Linked DNA regions of Homo sapiens: region 2 is linked to region 1. A link is an interaction called in ENCODE POLR2A ChIA-PET data of the cell type or tissue named here. Cell type or tissue: Panc1. All regions are shown on one strand. Region 1 overlaps FAM220A (family with sequence similarity 220 member A). Region 2 holds the start of SNORA80D (small nucleolar RNA, H/ACA box 80D).

Evidence for each region. ChIA-PET counts read pairs that join two places held together with the same protein. Peaks named below come from ENCODE experiments on the same cell type or tissue, not always from the same donor. Only the 100,000 strongest peaks of a DNase experiment are listed, where the experiment ranks them.
Region 2: POLR2A ChIA-PET joins it to region 1 with 14 read pairs; 7 of 35 experiments call an interaction of 5 or more read pairs at or near these places.

What each region holds. Positions count from the first base shown.
Region 1 is chr7:6,329,481-6,331,980 of GRCh38, forward strand. It overlaps FAM220A (family with sequence similarity 220 member A), which reads right to left. Exons shown (of 2, transcript NM_001037163.2): 2 at 1-1,755. The coding sequence starts at 1,674. The coding sequence ends at 895. SMIM10L3 (small integral membrane protein 10 like 3) reads right to left here. Exons shown (of 2, transcript NM_001395995.1): 2 at 1-1,755. The coding sequence ends at 1,735. Among named protein-coding and RNA genes, the nearest start is that of FAM220A, 18 kb to the right of the region's middle. In Panc1, no CTCF peak of the experiment used is centred here; no DNase peak of the experiment used is centred here.
Region 2 is chr7:6,014,752-6,017,251 of GRCh38, forward strand. AIMP2 (aminoacyl tRNA synthetase complex interacting multifunctional protein 2) reads left to right here. Exons shown (of 4, transcript NM_006303.4): 2 at 395-601. It overlaps SNORA80D (small nucleolar RNA, H/ACA box 80D), which reads left to right and starts at 2,126; the gene lies at 2,126-2,260. RefSeq lists an enhancer at 1,075-1,174. In Panc1, no CTCF peak of the experiment used is centred here; a DNase peak (open chromatin) is centred at 1,378; H3K27ac peaks cover 2,186 bases.

The sequences.
Region 1 (2,500 bases):
ACATGGCATAGTAATTCAGCACACAGCATAAACTGATATATGCAATCGATAATCCCGAAAATGTTTAAGTTTCACTTTGGGAGTCTTTAAAAACTTATGTCCTTAAATGACCTTTATTAAAGTTATCAACAGACGACAACAGGAGTCACCTTGAAAAATTTTAGGGTACAGGATACTGCAATTCTTAGAATCTGGGAAACTTTTTATGTGGGAAATAACTCGATTTGCTTCTCTGTAACTGAGCTACTTTTTTCTCGAGCTCATTTTTGTTTAAGGTAACACTGCTAGGGTTCTGAGTTTGAGAAGGGATCTTCTAAAGGTAAACTTAATATTGCAACTTTCACCACAGGGCCTCTGTCTAAATTGCATTTCAAGTGGAAGGAAAGGGGTATGAGAAGTGAAATCGAATTTTGCTGCAGACCAAAATCATTCTACAAAATGTAGACATGGTAACAGCTTACCACGAATTCAGCAAGATTTAACGCCAAGTACAGTGGTGTAGACTTTACAAGTATCCACTTCCATTGGGTGATCAGACAAGTCAAAAGGACACACAGGATTTGGGACAGTAGCCCTTTAGAATGGATGTTGAAGACAGAACTTCATGGTAAATCCGTATGTTCTAATCTGGTATTTATACAGGCTATGATCGTCTCCTGAAATGTTTCCCAATTCTTTATATGTCTTTTAAAGCACAATTTAACACATGCCAAAAAAGTTCCTTCCGCATCAACTGGCTTTGAATTTAAACTCAATTTACTTTAAGTCTGCCAGGTCGTACAAAACTACAGCAGGAACCTAAGGGCTGCACAGTTTGCATCCAGACTTAATGCGAAAGAAATCATTCTAAGACAACTCTTAAAATTAATCTATTGGTATTGTTCTGCTTGTACCTTAACTATGGCATAATGTATTTGCTAATTCAAAAGGTTGCAGAGCCAGTAACCCCAGTGTTATCTGCAGACCATCTGAGGTGCTTTTAAGCATTTTCTTGAATTCTATTGTTTGCTTTGAAAACATGGGCTTTAAACGGTCAAGGAAAATGCGTTTTGTCTCCTCACTCAGGAGCACTTCGGGATACACGTGCAGCGTTGCAGACAGGATGGAGTGCAGGCAAGCGGGTTCCAACTCAGAGCCCAGACCCTTGGGAAAAGCACTTGGTGGGTCATCCTGAAAACTTCCCATTTCCGGCACTTTTTGATGGCGTGGCAGTCGTGACACCCGAGGCTCTCCTTTGGGGCACTGTCCTCTGTGGCCGTCAGTGGCCCTGGGCCCTCCTCCCAGCCAGTCTCGCCGCCCCAGAGCTTCAACACCACTGCAGGACACCCGAGCAAAACACTCTGTTGGAGCAGGGAACAAACCCACGGCTGTGCTCGGAGTGGCTGCTGAGGCTGGATTTCTTCTTACTGATTCTCTCACATATGGAAGCACTGGGCCGCCACTGTGAAGCCAGAGGCCAGCCCCGCTCGGATCCTTTCTCATTTCCAGTGATAATGCCTCACTTTGTGAATTTCCATCAACCACAGGCTTATTCATCCAGGAGGGTGCATCTGCAGGCCAAGGGCCCTCCGGCATTCTTTTCTTAAGGCTGCATGATAGTTTGTCCGAGTCACCTCCTCCGGCCTGCTGCACTTGTGCCAGGCAGGTGCCGAGGGGCCCTCTTCTGTCCCTCATGCTTCGTGTTCTTGGATGCGGTGGGCCTGAGGTCACGCCTTCGTCAGTCTGGGAGGGCCTTCAATGGATCTCAATATGAACCTAGGAAAGGGAATCAAATTAAAGTTCTAAAATGAAGACACATGGGTCTTAAGAGCATCTACACCCACCAAATATTTCCTAACAAACACTGAGATCTTTATGACAGTCTCCAGTACAGGGTTTCACCATATTGGTAAGGCTGGTTTTGAACTCCTGACCTCAGGTGATCCACCCACCTCAGCGTCCCAAAGTGCTGGGATTACAGGTGTGAGCCACCATGCCCAGCCGTATTAAGGTTTTTGTTTTTTTGAGACAGAGTCTTGCTCTGTCGCCCACGCTGGGCGACCAGTTGCATGCCACCAAGCCCGCTAATTTTTTGTATTTTTAATAGAGACAAGGTTTCACCAAGTTAGCTGGGATGGTCTCCATCTCCTGACCTCATGATCCACTCGCCTTGGCCTCCCAAAGTACTGGGATTACAGGCGTGAGCCACCACGCCCGGCCTAGTGGAGAACATTTCGTGGGCTTAGTTCCCCACCCTCAAATTAGCAAATAATAGAGGCTTTTTTTTTTTTTTTTTTTGAGATGGCGTTTCGCTCTTTTTGCCTAGGCTGGAGTGCAATGGCACGATCTCGGCTCACTGCAACCACTACCTCTCAGGTTCGAGCGATTCTCCTGCCTTAGCCTTTTGAGTAGCTGGGATTACAGGTGCCTGCCACCATGCCCAGCTAATTCATTTTTTGTATTTTTAGTAGAGATGAGGGTTCGCCATGTTGGCCAGGTGAAATTAGCCAGGTGTGATGGC
Region 2 (2,500 bases), 310 kb before region 1:
CTCTGTCACCCAGGCTGGAGTGCAGTGGTGCCATCTCGGCTCACTGCAACCTCCACCTCCTGGGTTCAAGTGGTTCTCCTGCCTCACCCTCCCGAGTAGCTGGGATTACAGTTGCGTGCCACCATGCCAGGCTAATTTTTGTATTTCTAGTAGAGACGGGGTTTCACCATGTTGGCCAGGCTGGTCTTGAACTCCTGACGTCAGATGATCTGCCTACCTGGACCTCCCGAAGTGCTGGGATTACAGGCGTGAGCCACCACACCCAGCCCATAATGTCTTCTTTTAAAGGGTGGGAGGTTTGGTGAGTGCATGGCAAAGTAAGACAAGTGATCAAATTTAAACAACACTGGTCTGATGGGAGAGGAAATGAACATTTGGCTGTTGGTTTGTTTAGGAAGAGTCTAACCTGTCTCTGCAAGCTCTTGAGTCCCGCCAAGATGATATTTTAAAACGTCTGTATGAGTTGAAAGCTGCAGTTGATGGCCTCTCCAAGATGATTCAAACACCAGATGCAGACTTGGATGTAACCAACATAATCCAAGCGGATGAGCCCACGACTTTAACCACCAATGCGCTGGACTTGAATTCAGTGCTTGGGAAGGTAGGTTCGTTTTGAAAGCTGAAACGTTAGTAGGTACTGAGTGGTTAGTGCAGGGAAATTGTGCTGCTGTGATTAAAGCCTTAGCTTTCAGGCCGGGCGTGGTGGCTCACGCCTGTAATTCCAGCACTTTGGGAAGCCAAGGCGGGCAGATCATGAGGTCAGGAGATCGAGACCATCCTGGCCAACGTGGTGAAACCCCATTTCTACTAAAAATACAAAAAATTCGCCGGGCGTGGTGGCGGGCACCTGTAGTCCCAGCTACTCGGGAGGCTGAGGCAGGAGAATGGCATGAACCCGGGCAGCAGAGCTTGTGGTGAGCGGAGATCGCGCCACTACACTCCAGCCTGGGCGACAGAGCGAGACTCCGTCTCAAAACAAAAACAAAACTAGCTTTCTGGTTTTCAAAGGCAGAGCCAAGAGCATGTTCATATTTTTTTCTTCTCTAAATGAGTGTGCCTTTGCACAGAACAGAGTCCCAGGGCAGGAGTGAAGTCAAAACAAGCTCTAAAGCCTCCTCTTGACTTCTCAGAGCACGTAGAGGACAGGGAGGATCTGTAGGTAGAGAAGGAGTGGAAGAGAGTTACAGCCTCTGCCAGTCCGGGCATGGGTCCAGCAGCTTCTGAGCCCTGGAAGAACAGATCTCAGCTTGCTTGCTCAGTGTTCCCCAGAGGTTCAGCAGAGGCAGCCCGGACTCTCTCTGATCACAGGCCAACTTTCAGAACTGTGACTGCCCAAGTACAAAAATCCTACCCATCCTTTTGAAATGTACTGCTTAGGCCAGTCAGTCTCATATTTCAAATGCGTTTTGCTTGAACTCAGTTTGCTGTATTACAAGTAAGTTGCATCAGCCAGCTCTCATGATTGAAGTTTACAGGCTTCAGCTAATTTAGGGGAGAATCTGATATGCAAAGAAAGACCACCTCGTTTGTTAACCACAATGTGATATTTATTTGAGGATGCAAAAGGGTTTGTCCCAAGAATCCCTATCAATAGCCTCCTCTAGAATGGGTGATAGAATAGCACTACTTAAAGCCCTAAAAAATGCAAGCATTGTGGTGTCTCACCCAGGGCTGGGATATTTGGTAACCTCAGTACCTCTGCATTCATGTATTCCTTCCTCTGCTCCCTCATTCATTCAGTACTTGTTGGCATGCACTGAGGACTCAGATGAGGTGCAACCAGGCCCTCAGGGAGCCGGAGCCTAGCAGATGAGTTTTCGAGCATGCGCGGCTGAAATGACTGAGAAAAGACCCTGAGTCATTTCTCAGGGTGCTGGGGAGGTATCTCAGAGCATGTGGTGCTCAAGATGAATTTTGATACCTCAGAAGACCCAGCGTCAAGTAATACAATATGTTCAGGGAACTGCAAGGCATTCTGCCTAGGCCGACGTGTGGGATATTGGTCAGGAGTGGCAGGCGGGGTACAGAAAGCCAAGGAGTTTGGCCGTGAGTGTTCACATCAGTGCATTCATTATTACGAGTGAAAGCGTAGAATAAGAAAGTCTTTATCTAAAAAGGCTGTCATGCATGGGTTTGGATTATGACAGGCCCATCCCCCTGGACCTCTCATAGTGCCCCATGCCAGAGCAAACTGTGGCCCCGAACCATTGCCTGGCTTCTGTACCCGTGGGCCACTGGCACTGAAGAGGGTTACACAGTGGGAATAAACAAGGCTGTCAGTCTGAGCACTTCAGTTAACGCCTAGTATTTTAGCATCTCCCCATCCCTCATCATCAATGATATCTTGGGCCAACACCCCTTCTTAAGGGGTTCTTCATGGAAACATCTTAATGAACACAAATTGGCCGTGGTCAGCTGTTGGAAAGATTGAGTAGCTGGAATAACTGCAGGTTAAAAGGGACAAATAAAAGTGTCATTCCTAGGCCAGGCACCATGGCTC